3 separate regions of the Homo sapiens genome follow, and all the other regions are linked to region 1. A link is a loop called in an ENCODE intact Hi-C map of the cell type or tissue named here. Cell type or tissue: heart right ventricle. All regions are shown on one strand. Each heading gives the region's core, and the rest is flanking DNA. Links, peaks and the distances in the headings are about the cores only.

Region 1 (5,895 bases), core at 555-5,554:
CCTTATCATTTGGGGTGAAGGAGACATTTCTGTCCTTGGCTTCCCACAGCCCCAACGCAGTCTGTGTATGATTCCTGGGATCCAACGAGCCCTCCTATTTTCACAGTGTTCTGATTGCTCTCACAGCCCAGGCCCATCGTCTGTTCTCTGAATGCAGCCCTGTTCTCAACAACAGGGAGGTCATGGAACCCCTCTGTGGAACCCACAAGGGGAGAAATGGGTGATAAAGAATCCAGTTCCTCAAAACCTTCCCTGGCAGGCTGGGTCCCTCTCCTGCTGGGTGGTGCTTTCTCTTGCACACCACTCCCACCACGGGGGGAGAGCCAGCAACCCAACCAGACAGCTCAGGTTGTGCATCTGATGGAAACCACTGGGCTCAAACACGTGCTTTATTCTCCTGTTTATTTTTGCTGTTACTTTGAAGCATGGAAATTCTTGTTTGGGGGATCTTGGGGCTACAGTAGTGGGTAAACAAATGCCCACCGGCCAAGAGGCCATTAACAAATCGTCCTTGTCCTGAGGGGCCCCAGCTTGCTCGGGCGTGGCACAGTGGGGAATCCAAGGGTCACAGTATGGGGAGAGGTGCACCCTGCCACCTGCTAACTTCTCGCTAGACACAGTGTTTCTGCCCAGGTGACCTGTTCAGCAGCAGAACAAGCCAGGGCCATGGGGACGGGGGAAGTTTTCACTTGGAGATGGACACCAAGACAATGAAGATTTGTTGTCCAAATAGGTCAATAATTCTGGGAGACTCTTGGAAAAAACTGAATATATTCAGGACCAACTCTCTCCCTCCCCTCATCCCACATCTCAAAGCAGACAATGTAAAGAGAGAACATCTCACACACCCAGCTCGCCATGCCTACTCATTCCTGAATTTCAGGTGCCATCACTGCTCTTTCTTTCTTCTTTGTCATTTGAGAAAGGATGCAGGAGGACAATTCCCACAGATAATCTGAGGAATGCAGAAAAACCAGGGCAGGACAGTTATCGACAATGCATTAGAACTTGGTGAGCATCCTCTGTAGAGGGACTCCACCCCTGCTCAACAGCTTGGCTTCCAGGCAAGACCAACCACATCTGGTCTCTGCCTTCGGTGGCCCACACACCTAAGCGTCATCGTCATTGCCATAGCATCATGATGCAACACATCTACGTGTAGCACTACGACGTTATGTTTGGGTAATGTGGGGATGAACTGCATGAGGCTCTGATTAAGGATGTGGGGAAGTGGGCTGCGGTCACTGTCGGCCTTGCAAGGCCACCTGGAGGCCTGTCTGTTAGCCAGTGGTGGAGGAGCAAGGCTTCAGGAAGGGCCAGCCACATGCCATCTTCCCTGCGATCAGGCAAAAAAGTGGAATTAAAAAGTCAAACCTTTATATGCATGTGTTATGTCCATTTTGCAGGATGAACTGAGTTTAAAAGAATTTTTTTTTCTCTTCAAGTTGCTTTGTCTTTTCCATCCTCATCACAAGCCCTTGTTTGAGTGTCTTATCCCTGAGCAATCTTTCGATGGATGGAGATGATCATTAGGTACTTTTGTTTCAACCTTTATTCCTGTAAATATTTCTGTGAAAACTAGGAGAACAGAGATGAGATTTGACAAAAAAAAATTGAATTAAAAATAACACAGTCTTTTTAAAACTAACATAGGAAAGCCTTTCCTATTATTTCTCTTCTTAGCTTCTCCATTGTCTAAATCAGGAAAACAGGAAAACACAGCTTTCTAGCAGCTGCAAAATGGTTTAATGCCCCCTACATATTTCCATCACCTTGAACAATAGCTTTAGCTTGGGAATCTGAGATATGATCCCAGAAAACATCTGTCTCTACTTCGGCTGCAAAACCCATGGTTTAAATCTATATGGTTTGTGCATTTTCTCAACTAAAAATAGAGATGATAATCCGAATTCTCCATATATTCACTAATCAAAGACACTATTTTCATACTAGATTCCTGAGACAAATACTCACTGAAGGGCTTGTTTAAAAATAAATTGTGTTTTGGTCTGTTCTTGTAGATAATGCCCTTCTATTTTAGGTAGAAGCTCTGGAATCCCTTTATTGTGCTGTTGCTCTTATCTGCAAGGTGGCAAGCAGTTCTTTTCAGCAGATTTTGCCCACTATTCCTCTGAGCTGAAGTTCTTTGCATAGATTTGGCTTAAGCTTGAATTAGATCCCTGCAAAGGCTTGCTCTGTGATGTCAGATGTAATTGTAAATGTCAGTAATCACTTCATGAATGCTAAATGAGAATGTAAGTATTTTTAAATGTGTGTATTTCAAATTTGTTTGACTAATTCTGGAATTACAAGATTTCTATGCAGGATTTACCTTCATCCTGTGCATGTTTCCCAAACTGTGAGGAGGGAAGGCTCAGAGATCGAGCTTCTCCTCTGAGTTCTAACAAAATGGTGCTTTGAGGGTCAGCCTTTAGGAAGGTGCAGCTTTGTTGTCCTTTGAGCTTTCTGTTATGTGCCTATCCTAATAAACTCTTAAACACATTGATTGTGAACTTGTTTTAATATATTTCACGACAACTCGAAATACCTGGCAGAACTTGCTTTCAAGGTCATTACATTTATCCATCTCCCCTTTCAAAGAGTTGCTAAAAAGAAGGTACCTTGTGGCTGAGTTTCTGCACCTGCACCTGCTGGAGGCGACAGGGGGCGCTGGGCTCTGCCTTCCTTCATTACCTCAGCAAATGTGTACCCTGCCCCTCAGCGTGCTGCCCTTGGGGACATGGAATACAGAGGGCTGGGCTGCACTGCGCCCAGTGTCCATGGCAGCTGAGTCCACTCATCCATGGCCCCCTCATCACTCTTTAATTCTCTGCATCTTGTAAATTACATGGGTGATGCCTGGCGCAGAATTAAACATGTCCAATGGATGCGATGTGAAAACACTGTTCTATAATTATCATTGGAGCATTTATCACTACTTTGTCAGCAAAGCCCTTTCAGTTTATTTAACTAATTGGACAGGCAGATCAGATCGCTGGTTGTTTGGCTGCACAAATCTCATGGTGATTCCAAGTCAGGAACAGCAGATGGTGGTCAATTCTGAGTCAGCCTGCTTTTAAGATTGTGCAAAAGGCTGTGGCAAAGGCACAGGACTTAAGAAGAACAAAGGGTTCTGCTCTGTTATGCTAATGGTACAGGACACTTGCAATAAATATCCATTATTTAGGGTTAAATGCAGCTGATCCTGTTAGAAGTCTATTCATTAACAACATACACTTGGAAATTATTCCTCGATATGAACAACCATGGCTGTTCCCCCAACACACACACCCACACACATAAACACACACATGCATGACACAGAGATATGCATCCACAAACACACACAACACACACCCACAAGACACACACCCACAAGCACACACAGTTCTAACATCCTTCTGTGTCGTACTGGAACACCTGAGGCCAGTGTTTCTCAATTTAGGAAAAGCCTATGAAAGAAAACACCAACTTGTGATGGTTACATTTTTTGGTGACTTTTGCTATCTCACTAAAATTTCTTAAATGCTAGGTAAATCATTCGCAAACAAATAATTTGCCAAGAAAAATTAATTTGCACACATATCTATTGCACAATGCAGAGTACATTTGTGTTGCTATCATCAGACAAAATGCAGATTACAATGAGAGACTCAGACATGTACTATGTACCTTCTGTGGGATTGAACATGCATTGAGTGAGCCTATCAAGTTCTCAGCTGACTCTTGTGTATATTCAGCAAGAGGAGATACAGAGAGCAGAGATGATAAACTTGAAAACCAGAGAAGTCGGAGTCAGCCTTTCCCTGAATTATATTTGACATTACAGGTGCTTAGAAACAGAATGACTAATGGGTTTACCCTTCAGATCCTCTGAATGCCTCCTAACTCTCCCTTTTCAGAGGAAATTATGAACAGCTCAACAGTGAAAAAGTGAAGAAAGAGGCAGAGAGAGTAAAAGGTATAGATCAAGTGCAATCATTTTTCCGGAACTGTGATTGACTTAAGGGTGCTCAGCATGCAGCTCAGGCACAGGCCCTCTCCTGAGTCCCCAGGAGAACCACCACCAAACTCTCCATGAGCGGTTGTCCCTCTCTGAGTTCTGGTAGTTGGGTTCTATTTGAGGTTTGTCGTGATTAACTTGGATGATGATGTTCTCTTGTGGTTAAAATTGGTTCATAGAATTCAACTGAGTGGAAGAAAGGATGGAAGGGAGGAAAAGAGGAAGGGAGGAAGGGAGGGAGAGGGAGGAAGGGAGGGAGAGGGAGGAGGGAGGGAGAGGGAGGGAGGGAGGGAGGAAAGAAGGGAATGAATGGGAAGGAATGAATGGTAGGGAGGGAATGAATAAATGGGAAAGAGAAGGAAGGAGAGATGAGGGAGAGAAGAGAGAGAGAGAACACAAAAGGGGGTAGAGGAATGTCCCAGGTGTGGTGGTCACAATCAGGTCTCACAAAGCTGGGCTTGGAGCCTGAGAAGGAAGGGCTGAGTTTCTCAGGGCGTGCCGGTGCGAATTTCAGGCCACTTCGTTCTGCTGGCCTTGGTGAGGCCCAGCACCCTCCTGTCACCTTCCTGCAAAGCCTGCTTGCCTCTGCCACTGGCCTTACGCCTGTCCACATAGTTCATATTGTAAGGTCTGAAGCCAAGCCTGTGACCTGTCTCTGTGGGGCTCCTACTGTGTTCAAGTATCATGAAATAATGAAATTTGTGAGGTGGAAGAAAATAATTGGGACGTCTACCTTCTTTCTCCAGGGTCTGGCTTTCCCAAAAACGTTATATCACAAATGTTTTACTTCATTGTTGAAATCGCTGCCTCCTGTCCCACGTGTGTTTGTCGGGGTGTCACGCCCTTGTCTGCTTTCCTTCTCATCCGTCCTGCAAGTCCTCATGCCCTGGCCTCCATCCAGGCCCTCATCCCCCATGGCTGTGGCTTCGTCAGCTTCTCCTCGGATTTCCACCAGTTTTGTCTTCTATTTACAGCCGCGTGGTGAAGGGACTAATATGTGTTTGGCAGATTTCATCCTTCACCAATAAAAAATATACCTTTTTGAACCTTTTCACTTCAAATTATATTATATATGACTTTACAACTGATATACCCGATTCATTCTGCTGCATCTGATGAATATCTGGTATTTTTTCCCTAAATTCAGCCTTCTGGTGACACTTCATGTTTGTCTCTTGTAAACAACAAAGCTGGATTTCACTTTTTTTTTCTTTTATTCAATCAAAAGTCTTTGTCTTTTAATGGGAGAATTCAATCTATTCACATTCATTAAGGTTACTAATAAATTTGTACTGACTTATTTTATATGTTCCATTTATAATGATTCATTGGGATTTCTAGCCTCTCTCTCGTCAATTATTAGATTGATTAAGTTTTCTTTGATCTACTTTTTCCCTTAATATTTTGGAATTGATATAGACTATTTGTATTCTTCAAATAGTCTTACTTTTTCACCTCACATACTAAAGCCTATATCTTCTATTAATGTCTTGTGTTAATTAATAGCTATCTCCTCCCTCTATTCCCCAAAATACCCAGCAATCTGTTATTTCTATTTCCTGTCCTCTCAGGTTACCCAGATTCCCACACCACTGCCCACCTGGATTGCATCTGAATTTTATTTTTTTATTGTTATACATTTTTACAACCAAAACCTACTTGGATGCCATGAGTTTTTGTTGATTTTTTCTCATCTTCACCTCTGATTCCCAGTACTGTTGGATTCAGTTATCACGGGAGTGTTTTGTTTTGAGTTGTGTCTTTTTCTGAGAAGGTCATGCTTGCATGACCAGAAATGCCTTTCCCTTCCGCAAGTTGAATGATGCCTCACCTAGACATAGATTTCTAGGCTCTAAACTGTTGTCCTGTAGAACTCTGGAGATATCCAGCCT
Region 2 (5,895 bases), core at 368-5,367, 83 kb before region 1:
AGCCTGCAGTGAGCTGAGATTGTGCCATTGCACTCCAGCCTGGGCAATGAGAGGAATGCCTCTTTAAAAAAATGCTTTTTGAGGCTGAAAATTACACTGAGGAAAGGTGCAGAGAGAAGGAAAGGCCTGGACACAGAAGTGGAAAATGGAGTGGGACGAGGAGGGGACAGGGCCACATGGCAGGGAGTGTGGGAGGAGGGAGAGCGGCTAGGGTGGCCGCACTTCCTGAGTGAAAGACAAGGCCACAGGTGCTCATTTTGGCCAGTGGGGTGGATAAAGGAATCATCTTTGTTTATCGGATATTTCGGGAATGTGTGTTCTTTTTCTCGCAGCTGATAGAGGCCTTTTCCCTGGACACATCCCAAATGGATATAACCGGCAGAAAACCCTTGGAGCAGCCAGTGTCCCAGGTCCCCCACGGCCGCCACACAGCCCTGAGCTCCATCTGGGAGAGGAGGAGGCTGGCCAGCTCTCAGCCCTGCGGGAGCGTGAATAACCCTGGCAAGGGACACACTTCTGGAAGGCGAAGTGCCCATTCGAGGCCCCCAGCCGCTTTGTTGCATGTCCGGCAGCTCACTGTGCAGTCCCAGCCAGCTGCAGCTCAGCACAGCCTGCGAGCCCAGCCTGCCTATGGCTGCACTGTGTCTCCAGGACGGACTTTGGAATCAACCGGTTTACGTTTCCTTTCCCTCCCTTCTTACTGTTCTGCCACCAGACAGCCCCAGAAAGCTGGAGGCAGAACCAAAAAAGTTATAAATACTGCAGAATCTACGGGTGGGTAGGTGGACCCTGCGGCCCTCAGAGGCCCAGAAACCTAACTGAGCTCCTGCTCCCACAGCCTGCCTGTCATCAGCTGCAACTGCTCTACCTACAGGTGCAACTGAACTAAAGCTAGAGAAAATTTTAGGATTCTCCAAGCCAGGGATCTCCAGCACTGTCACACATTAATGAATCACTTGCATTAAATGAAGATGCCCAGGCTGCACCCCGGGCCCGAGACACCAGAATCTTTGTGCTTGGGGTTTGCACATCAACATTTTGCAAAGCTTGCCGGGTGATTCTGGCATGTGGACAAGGCTGAGGCACATGGCTTTGCAGAGAAGAACTAAAATTGCCATCAAGGTGCAATTTTCAGGACATCCATTCATCCAGCGGTCCCACGCACATCACCTTTCATGTGCCTCTCTGGCCCACCATTCTGCCTCCATCCTTGTCCAGGGCCAGATGCTCTCCCCCAGGCTGCAGAAGGGGTTTCCTCTTTGGTTTTGTACTCTGCTCTGCTGGCCCTCTGTGACCGTCCCATCTCATCCTCACATCTGTCTTCCCAAAGGTAGATGGCAATATCTGACCATGTGGCCACTATGTGTTGAATGAATAAATAGATTTTTGTACCTGCTCTGGTGGGAAGATGCTCCCGAGATGCTCCCACCCTGACCACCCCTGCAGGTCCTCCAGTTTCCAGATATCTCATTTTGAACCCGTCCTGATGCCCACAGGGCTCTGTTTAGCAGTCGTAGCTTTAGCTCCCAGGGGTCTCTTTATGTTCCCTCCCTGGGGCTGCTGGCCTGGGATTGTAGGAAGTGTCACTGTTGCCTCCTTCACAGCTGTCAACCACGGGGTCAGCAGGGGCTGTAACCCTTTTCCAAGGAGGATACTGCCCTCACCACAGTTCCAAAGGTGAAAGCCCAACATGTTCATCCAGATGCTGTTTGTAGCTCACAGGCCTGGGCTGCAGATGAAGCAAGCTCCACTTGGCAAGTGCAGCCACTGAGTGCTGGCCTGTGCAGGCTGCTTGCTATCTGTGTGCACCGTCCCTCTCTGTCCCCGGTGTAGGAGGACACCTGCCCAAGGCTGGCTGGGCCTGCCTCCTGCTCTCCTCAGACAGCTCCTTCCTCATTGGGAGAGATGAGGAGAGAGGAGGTTGGCCAGTCAGGTCTTGGGGAGAGACCCTGCAGAGTGCTTCAGATCCCTGCGGCCCAGTTCCAGGATGTGCGGGACCTGGCCAGCAGAAGGCACGGGACTTACATCTTGGAGTCAGAATGGGACCTTGCTGCTAGAATCTTCCCTTTTTGGGGTATAGGGAGCCAAAGGGAAGGAGGGGCCTGGTGGGAGCCCCTCCAACCCAGGGAAGCAGAAGCTGGGGTGTCCCTAACGGAATTTTATAGCATTGGCTTCCTCCAGGAGAGGGCGTGCCCCCAAGCAGGACCCTCTGAACTGGGTGCCCAGACCAACCCTCTGCTGTGCTTCTACCATCAGTCCTGGCGCAGCCCCAGGCCCCTCTGTCCAGTGCCAACCAGGGTCCATCTGGATGACACATCTATCCATGCATCCTGGAAGCCAGGAGCGCTCTTAGGCCTCGAGAGGAGCCCTCTCTACGGAGCACATGTCTGCAGCGAGCGTAGGGGTGGGGGAGCAGCTGCCCCGGCGTTCTCATTTCCGTGTTGACGCAGTCACTGAGTACCTTACAACACACTGGGCACAGTGCCAGGTACTCAGTGAACCCAAGTGTTAAGGCCCAGCCCTCATGCAGTGTGCTGTCTGGTGGGGAGACAGATATTTAATACGTCATTGCATGACTTACTCTAAATTATATCACAAATGTAATGAGCACAATGAGAAAAAAGGTGCTATGAGGGAGAATACCTGGGGGTCCCTCCTCCTCTGGGGGATTGGGGGCTGCTCCAAGGAGAACCTGCTCCTTTGAATGTGAGATGCCAGGGCTTGGCCTTCCCTGGCTTCAACCACACTCATCCCAAAGTTAACACCTCTGTGTGCCAACTATCCCTGTGGCTAGAGGCGTCTGGCCTCTCTTCTCCCTGGTGGGAAATTGTGTCCATCTCCCAGGGCCTAAGTTGAGACCCTTTTCTGCTGTGGAGCTGCCTTTGCTGTTCCATTCCACACAGCTGCAGCCATTTCAACTCCAGGAGGCTACTTTGAACCCAATTTTTACATTTCCCCTGCTATTTTCTAGTAATGTCATATATGTTACTCTGCTTTCTGCAAATGCGAGGTGAACTGAGGAAGGGGTTCCCCGTTGGAGGGTGTCAGTGCCTCCGGGTTTATCCAGTCACTCAACTCATGTATTGGGTTCCTGCTATGCACCAGCCCAACAGTGTGTCCAGGACTACAGCGGTGAGCCTGTGTGGGAGGAAATGGGGAAGCAGCCAGGAAGGCTGGGGAGCCATCGTCTCAGCCCGGGGCCACAGCCGCTGCACCCCACCCCCAACAGCTAGGAAGGCTGGGGAGCCATCGTTTCAGCCCGGGGCCACAGCCGCTGCGCCCCTCCACAGTGGAGGATCTGCTCCAGGGCCCTGCACTCGCACAGCAGTTTCCTGTGCTCGCATGCTAGTGTGGCTCAAGAACTTTCAGATTGCACACTCATACTTTACTCAGCTCTGTCAGGATCCCTGGGTCTGCACAGAATGTCAGTCCTGACTTGTGAAAAGCAGGCTAGGGGGATGGAGCCTCAGCATGCCTAAGCCAGGCCTCCTGGGGGAGCTGGGGCTGGCTCCTGCGGCCTCCTGGGCTCACCTTGCTGCCTTGTCTTGCCTCAGCCTCTCCCTCTGCCCACACCTCGAGGTGCCAGCCGAGGTTCCTAGAGGCAGGAGTGGCCCAGAGGCGATCCGAAACCCCACGGACGCTTACTTGGTGGCACAGCCTCCTCTGAGAGTTTCCACAAGCAAGGACCCTGGTGTGTTCCACCACCGACCCTGAGGCCTGTGAGGAAACCCAGGGCTGGACTCCAGGCTGCTCAGTGTGGGAGAGTCTCAGAGAACTCCAGAGGGTGACACTCACACCCGACAAGGAGACATTGCCCTGTGTATGTGTTGGGGGCTGGGGGGGAGTTGGGCTGTCAGCGGAGATGCCCTTGGGTGGCACCCGTCCATATGGGCTTTTCTTTTCAGAAGTCTGCAGAGCTGGGTCTGGAAGCTAGGGCAGCAACATGATTTAGCAACACAGAAAATAATATTTCTGCCAAGAGCCATACCACCCTGAACATGCCCCATCTCAGCAGATCTCAGAAGCTCAGCAGGGTCTGGCCTGGTTAGTACCTTGATGGGAGACTGAGACTATCAGGTGCTATAGGCTTAAAAAAAAATTCCAGTTTCTCCCTGCTCTAAACCCCTGCTCTTCATTTCCTGACCATTGCCTAAGGACCCATTCAGAGGACTGGAAACCTCTGAATGAGTCTCAGCCTCTCCCTTGCTTGCTCCTAAGGAGAGCTGGGTGTTAGCCAGCCAAGTCTGGGGTGCAGAAACTGTTGAGAGGACGAAGACAGGCAGGGTGGGCGGAGACAGGAAGGGAAGGAGATTCCTGCTTCTTGGATCAGCTTCTGAGCCCTCTTTTGTTTTGAAGAATTCAGGTAATGGGTAAATAGGGAGAAAACTTTACAGTCCATGTAAAATGCTGATAGAGCACAGACAGAAGATGAAAATAGGAAAGACTCAAAAGCTGGAAGTGATGTGAATGTTTGCCATTTCAAGTGAAAGGCTACCGAGTTTTGGAAGAATAAGAAAATAAATAAAACATAATTTTAAGAAGTGTTGCTCTGGTTTTTAAATTGAATCCCTTTTAGCATTCTTCCAGACACCTGAGTGAAAACTGAAACTAACCATAGATGCCTTTTGTTTTAGCCTGGTGCTGCTTTGACAGTGACTCTGTGTATAGCCTGGACCACATGAAGCCCAATTTATATTTCGGTTACACACACACAGGTGCACGCACACACACTATAGAAATACATCTCAGAAATGTACTCTTAAGGGGACAACTGAAATGATTCATTGCACCATGGAAATGTATTCGTTCATCTGTTAAGCAGCCGTGTCTATCTCACTGATGGATTAAGGTCCAGTTTCATTCTGTATGCTGACTCCTTCATTCCCTCCTCCTTGGCAAAGCATTTTACTTCAGCTAGCTTCAAAGGGTGTCACACCCAGGGTAAAGAAATAAGTCTCCTCTCTGCTTTAAATTTCACAATGAACCCTGCTATAGAAATCATAAAAAGAGTTGCTTTTCTCATCTGCTGCAGCCAGCCCCAAAGTACATCCAGCCATATCAAATTAAAGCTGCTTACCAGAGACCATGTCAGCTCTGGGTGAAAGTAGTGCAGAAGAAGCATTGCTGAACTTCCTGGAACTTGTGGACAGAACATCTGCCAGGGCAGCTGGGAGCTGAAGGACCAAGAAAATTAAAACCCAGTGACAAGATGAATGAGGATCCCTTGCTCCCATGTTGTGTCTAATTACCCAGAGGAAAAGCCAACAATGGGTACTGTAAATTGTCCTTGGAAAACAATCCTGGGAGTGGTTCTGCCCTTCTGTGTCCCCAGCCAAGCTTCCCCACCCACCCCACCCCCAGGCTGGCTCCACCAGCCTCCTTCTAAGGAGCACTTCAAGTGTGCTCCATCCTGCTCCACACCCCCGGGTGCCACTTCCTCTGCTTTTCCTCTCCCTAAATGAGGCCTCACCCCCTTCCTGTTTTCTGGGTCACTAATGACTTCAACTCAGGGAAGGGAAATGTTATCTTGAGCCCTTTCCTTTGTCTTCACCTTCACTATTTGGCTTAGCTGTAGATCTAACGATACATGAGGGGAAGAACCACTTTGGGTGCTTGAAAATGGGGTACAAGGAACCAGTGACTGACTCTGGTGCTTGTTGGGCGGTTCCACCAGGTGCTGGGACCCTTGTCTTCAAGTCCAGCTTGCACCGGTGGCAAGGGGCAGAAATGATGTCCCAGGGCAAAGTACCAGAATAAAAATCACGTGCACACACAGGCTTTGGTCAGTTGTAAGGAGACAGCAGCTTAATAGCTTCCAGCCTTCAATACAAAAATAAAGCTCTGTGAAAAATATAATGAATAAAGTGTGATTCCTATTTTTAGGTTACAATTCTT
Region 3 (5,895 bases), core at 368-5,367, 100 kb before region 1:
TTAAAGACTTAAATGTTAGGCCTAAAACCATCAAAACCCTAGAAGAAAAGCTAGGCAATACCATTCAGGACACAGGCATGGGCAAGGACTTCATGACTAAAACACCAAAAGCAATGGCAACAAAAGCCAAAATAGACAAGTGGGATCTAATTAAACGAAATAGCTTCTGCAAGGCAAAAGAAACTTCCATCAGAGTGAACAGGCAACCTACAGAATGGGAGAAAATTTTTGCAATCTACCCATCTGACAAAGGGCTAATATCCAGAATCTACAAATAACTCAATCAATTTTACAAGAAAAAAACAAACAACCCCATCAAAAAGTAGGCAAAGGATATGAACAGACACTTCTCAAAAGAAGACATCTATGCAGCCAACAGACACATGAAAAAATGCTCATCGTCACTGGTCATCAGAGAAATACAAATCAAAACCACAATGAGATACTATCTCATGCCAGTTAGAATGGCAGTCATTAAAAAGTCAGGAAACTACAGATACTGGAGAGGATGTGGAGAAATAGGAACACTTTTACACTGTTAGTGGGAGTGTAAATTAGTTCAACCATTGTGGAGGACACTGTGGCAATTCCTCAAGGATCTAGAACTAGAAATACCATTTGACCCAGCCATCCCATTACTGGGTATATACCCAAAGGATTATAAATCATGCTACTATAAAGACACATTCACATGTATGTTTATTGTGGCACTATTCACAATAGCAAAGAGCTGGAACCAACCCAAATGTTCATCAATGATACTGGATTAAGAAAATGTGGTACATATACACCATGGAATACTATGCAGCCATAAAAAGTATGAGTTCATGTCCTTTGTAGGGACATGGATGAAGCTGGAAACCATCATTCTCAGCAAACTATCACAAGGACAGAAAACCAAACACCGCATGTTCTCACCTACAGGTGGGAATTTAACAATGAGATCACTTGGACACAGGGTGGGGAACATCACACACCAGGGCCTGTCAGGGGTTTGGGGGCTGGGGGAAGGATAGCATTAGGAGAAATACCAAATGTAAATGACGAGTTGATGGGTGCAGCAAACCAACATGGCACATGCATACCTATGTATCAAACCTGTACGTTGTGCACATGTACCCTAGAACTTAAAGTATAATAATATTAAAAAAAGAAAGTCTTTGGGGATGAAAAAAATTCTAGGCCCTCAACCAACACATCTTCCCACCTTCTGGCAAGGAGGGGACAGAAGGGCTAATTCCCAGTGTCTCTTTGCTGCAGTGGGGCCTGGGTCACAGTGAGGATACCGGAGCTCAGGAGCAGGAGGCAGGTGCATGGCCTCCACCTTGCAGAGGGGATCGCATGTTGGCCCAGTCTTCCTAGATAGGCCCAAGGCTTCTAGCAATCTTCCCAGTGCTGAGTTGAGCACTGTCTGCCTGACCTCAGGTACAATCCTGGTTTCTTTTTCTTTCTTTTTTTCTTTAACAACAACACTTGGTGAATGCTCGCCCGCCTCTAGGGTTAGGGAAAGAATGCTCCCTCCCATCATCTGTCTGCAGCTGCTGTGACTGTCCCCAGCCATGGGGAGGGCCTCCTTCTCTAGAACAGTGAAGGCGTCCTCAGGCAACCTCAGGGAAGGGGAGGGGCTGACCTGGGCCCCAGTGTCCCATCAGCTGCCTGGAGTTCTTCAGGTTCCAAGGAGAGGCTGGGCTGGGTCTCCTGGGCAGGCCTCCTGGGTGGCTGTCAGCTGGACAGTCCTCCACCCCTCACCCAGCACAGCGATGGAGCCTCAGCACGCAGTGTGTGGTCCAGGATTCGGAGCAATAGACTGAGGAAGGGGGCTGGGCGGGGAGAGAACGTCACTTCCTGAGTCCCACGCACCATCCACTCAGCAGCTGCTGAGGCCCGTGGCTCACCTTTGACCCTCACTGTGACCTGGCTGATCTTTCGGAAAGGTTGGTCCAGGCAGCTGGCAATATCCAGGAAGTGGGCTCTGGGGACAGCAACTGCAGAGATGCTTACATGCTGTTTTATCTAGAAAGCAAAGAATAACATTAGAAAAATAAAGTAGATTTCCTGCTCTTAGCTGATTATAACTCCTATTACTGTGCTTTCAGCAGGGCCACCCTCAGACTCAGGCCCTGCTCATCTCCAGCTAGAGTTCCCTATGTCCCAGCAGGGAGGCTGCACAGCTCACAAATGCCCTGTCTCTCTCCTTGGGGTTGTTTCCCAGAACCTCTGCTCTTCCTGCTCTGGGAGGGATGACTCAATGAGGACAGCTTTTGGTATTTGCAGCGGCAGACTGAACCCCAGCCACCATCCTTGAGCTCTTGTTTGTGTCATAAAGGGTGCTCCACATGCTCTCAGAGAGGTCTGGGCTCATGGCAACTGTCCAACAGCAGCCCAGGTCAAAGCATAGATGTGGTGCAAAACCCACCTGCAGGTGAGGATGGTGCTGGGAGAGCCTTCCTGGAAGACTTGATGGCAGAGCTGGGGTTTTGAGGGATGAATAGGAGTTTACTGGGGTGGAGGTGAGCATGGGAGGGGAGAAGGAAGACATTACAGGCAGGCCATAGAACATGTTCAGTGACACAAGACAGGCCATTGTGTTGAGGAAATGGAGCCATAGGAGGGTGTTTCATAAAACAGTAGATGGGTCTGAGCAGAATACACTCAGGACAGTGTCTTCCCTTTTTCTAGGAATGCCCTCCTCAGCCCACCATTCAGATAACAGGTTCTTCCTGTTATCTTCCTCTCTTCCCAGCCACTGTATTGTTTGTCAGTTTGAGCTCCTCTACCTGTCCTGATCAGGTAAATTTACTTATCAGCATAACCAAATCCTTCTTACATTTTACACCGTGGACTTCGAATCAGCCAATGCTTGCTGGGGGTGTCAAGACCTCTTATATGAGTTATTTCACCAGATTCTCAAGTTTGTCTATCCATGAGAAATGAGTTTGTGAGAAAATGGAGGCTCAAATATATGACTTGTTTAAAGCTAGATAGCCAGGAAGTAGAGAAGCTTGGTCTTGCAACCTGACTCTTGGATAAAGTCTAACATTTTCTCACCATGCATACCTACAGCTATTTTAGTGTCAACAGAAGGTCACTGTAAATGGGGAGAAATTTGCCACAGTACCTGCAAGTGAGGCCAGTCCTGCAAGTCCAAGTTCAAAGAGCTGAGACAGTGGTGGCCACAGCTGATATTTTTTGAATGCCATCACTGTGTGTGTGCGTTCTATAATTTACTCCTCATAATCCAATGATGTGATGTGTCTTTATTTCCCCTCTCCAGGTGGAAACACAAGGTTATCTGAGGGAAGCAACTTCATGGGCTTTGCCATGCCTGCCCCAGCACAGGAGGGCAGTGCTGAGCTAAGGGCTCTCCCCCACTGCCCCTGCAGGATCCAGACACCCAGCAGCTTGCTAGATAAGCAGGCAGATAAGCAACTGGATCCTGCCATTGTTTCCCTTAGCGGAGGAAGAGGAAGACGGACAGCCCACAGCCCCTCTGCCTGCCAACAGTGCTGCCTTCTTCAACATTCAGCCCAAAGCAAGCAGTCTAGATTTGCTCTGGCTGGGAGAAAAAATAAACACAGAAACTGTGAACCGATATGTTAGGTTGCTAAGGAAAGAGCTGCTTACAGCTTGGGGAGCTGAAAGGACACTCACTTTTTGTCTCATCTTTTAACTCTTTCTTCTTCAGCATCATTAAGGGTGCTCCTGGGATCACTGCTAGGAAGGGACGAGAAAGACACAGAGCAATGTAGAGGGAGTGGCAGGCTGTGATGCTGACTCTGCTGAGACCCCTTCCCATTCTATGGGGACTTTGAAGGCTGAGACAACCCTTCAGAGTTGTCTTGGAGGGACAAGGGGCCCAGACCCTCATGGGCCACATTGAGCAGTCTGTGGATGCCATCCCCAGAAGAAGGCGTAACTTTGGATGGGGGCTCTCTCCAGGCCAGGCAATCATGGAGGAACTGACCATGCAGCTGAGGGCTCTGGAGCTGGGGCTATGCTCTTCATTCCTGAAGGGGGTTTGAGGGATGCATCAGTTACAGGGTCCTCTGCACACCTCCCCTGATATCTCGACATCTCTTAAGGTTTGAGTCATGTCTATTAGGAATTGGAAGCTCTCTGCTTCTCTGCAGATGCCCTGGTGGCCTCCCTAGACATCGTTCTTTGGTAGCATCACCACCTTTGTCCACCCAGGGTCACAGAATTTTGCACGGAAGCTCCACTGGCTGAAATTCTCCAGGATGACTGTGTGCCTGATCCCACTGGGGAAGCAGAGGTGGATGGGTCAGGCAGCAGCAACCAGTCAAGGTAGGAGGAGTTGCTTCTGGTCTGGTCCAATTAGTAGAACTGGACAGTGCCTTTTGCAGTGTCCAGACAGAAGTACCTAAGGTTCTGTTTGGCCCCAGGCAGGGATGGGAGCATGATGCACCACATGGCATATGGTTCCATGGGCAGTTCTCAGGCATGAGCACTGGTTACCACTGAGTTGAAGCTTTTCTGGCATCTATCTTTGGTCCTAGGAGCATCCTGTGGGCGTAAAGGGAAGTCTGGTCCATTTTTGGGGCAAGCCTTTTTTAAGACTACCATAATAGTCTTCAGATACACAAATACTGAATCTCTGATTCCATCTTGTTCTGTCGTCAGAATCTATAAAGTGGGAGTATGCTATAGTAAGGAAGAGGAGAGGGGAGTTGGAAAGATAACTAAGGACTTATTGGATACCATTTGGATTCTTTTCTCTCAAAATGTGATGAAAACGGCTTTGTTTTTGTTTTCTTTCTTTCTCTTCTTTTCCTTGTTATTCACATATAATGTACATACATAAAGTGTGCAAATTAATAGATCTATAGATCACTTTGTGTGTATTGCCATCTCAACAATATTAAGTCTTCCAATCCATGAACATGGGATGTCTTTCATTTGTTTAGGTATTCTTCAATTTATTTCAGTAAAGTTTTCTAGTTTTCAGTGTACAAGTGTTGCTCCTCTTGGTTAAATTTATTACTAAGCATACTATTTTTTGATACTATAGTAAATTGCATTGTTTCTAAATTTTCATTTCAGGTTATTTATTAATAATGTGTAGAAATAAAACTTTTTTGTTGATTTGGTATTCTGCAACTTTGCTGAATGCTTTTATTAGCTTTAATAGTTTTTTAATGGCTTCTTTGGTATTTTTCTATTTATCAGATTATTTTACCTGTGAATAGAAATGATTTACTTTTTGTTTTTTAATCTGAATGCTGTTGTGAGCTGAATTGTATTCCTCCAAATTCATATTCCTCCAGCACTTCAGAATGTGATTATATTTGAAAACAGATCCTTTAAAGAGGTAAAATGATGCTATATGGGTGGATCCTAATCTAATCTGACTGGTGTCCTTGTAAGAAGAGAAAATTTGAACACACAAGGAGACACCCGGGGTGCACATGCACAGGAGATGACCATGTGAAAAGACAGAAATAAGGTAGTAATCTGCAAGCCAAGGAGAGAGGCCTCAACCTCAAGAGAAACCAACCCTGATGACACATTGATCTTGTACTTCTGGCCTCCAGAACTATGAGAAAATAAATGTTTGTTATTTAAGCCACCCAGTCTTTGCTACTTCGTTGCTGAACAAACTAGCTAAACTAATACAGATACCCTTGTTTTATTTTTGAATAATAACAACAACACTCCAGGAAATTGTGCATTGTCTATTTTGTGCCCCAGGGACCCAAGCCAAGTAACAGAGGACTTTGAAGATATTGTGAAAAAATGGAATTAAAGATAAACATTTATTTCTCAACATAAGCAAGATGAAGAAACTTTTGAAACCAGTGATAAAACCTGTTCAGTCCATCCCTAAAAAAACTGAGGGTCCTGGGAATTTAACCACGTTAATCAGGTTTTTTAAAC

What was found. Hi-C counts contacts between places; a loop is a spot of excess contacts. Peaks named below come from ENCODE experiments on the same cell type or tissue, not always from the same donor. Only the 100,000 strongest peaks of a DNase experiment are listed, where the experiment ranks them.
Region 2: a loop joins it to region 1, with 1.9 times the contacts of the local background. A loop is called at or near these places in 9 of 110 quality-filtered maps.
Region 3: a loop joins it to region 1, with 2.4 times the contacts of the local background. A loop is called at or near these places in 6 of 110 quality-filtered maps.

The regions. Positions count from the first base shown.
Region 1 is chr20:23,075,967-23,081,861 of GRCh38, reverse strand. It overlaps CD93 (CD93 molecule), which reads left to right. Exons shown (of 2, transcript NM_012072.4): 2 at 1-2,502. Among named protein-coding and RNA genes, the nearest start is that of CD93, 7.4 kb to the left of the region's middle. In heart right ventricle, for the core only: a CTCF peak has its summit at 2,638; DNase peaks (open chromatin) are centred at 1,241 and 2,721; H3K4me3 peaks cover 1,066 bases; H3K27ac peaks cover 3,177 bases.
Region 2 is chr20:23,159,051-23,164,945 of GRCh38, reverse strand. It overlaps LINC03125 (long intergenic non-protein coding RNA 3125), which reads right to left. Exons shown (of 6, transcript NR_199692.1): 2 at 5,078-5,174. It also overlaps the pseudogene RNA5SP478. Among named protein-coding and RNA genes, the nearest start is that of LINC03125, 14 kb to the right of the region's middle. RefSeq lists an enhancer at 3,045-3,094 and a silencer at 4,620-4,719. In heart right ventricle, for the core only: no CTCF peak of the experiment used is centred there; DNase peaks (open chromatin) are centred at 535, 2,445, 3,415, 4,135 and 3 weaker places; H3K27ac peaks cover 3,693 bases.
Region 3 is chr20:23,176,529-23,182,423 of GRCh38, reverse strand. It overlaps LINC03125 (long intergenic non-protein coding RNA 3125), which reads right to left. Exons shown (of 6, transcript NR_199692.1): 3 at 3,652-3,714; 4 at 1,287-2,013. Among named protein-coding and RNA genes, the nearest start is that of LINC03125, 31 kb to the right of the region's middle. RefSeq lists a silencer at 2,718-3,012. In heart right ventricle, for the core only: CTCF peaks have their summits at 3,146 and 3,346; DNase peaks (open chromatin) are centred at 1,753 and 3,404; H3K4me3 peaks cover 416 bases; H3K27ac peaks cover 4,477 bases.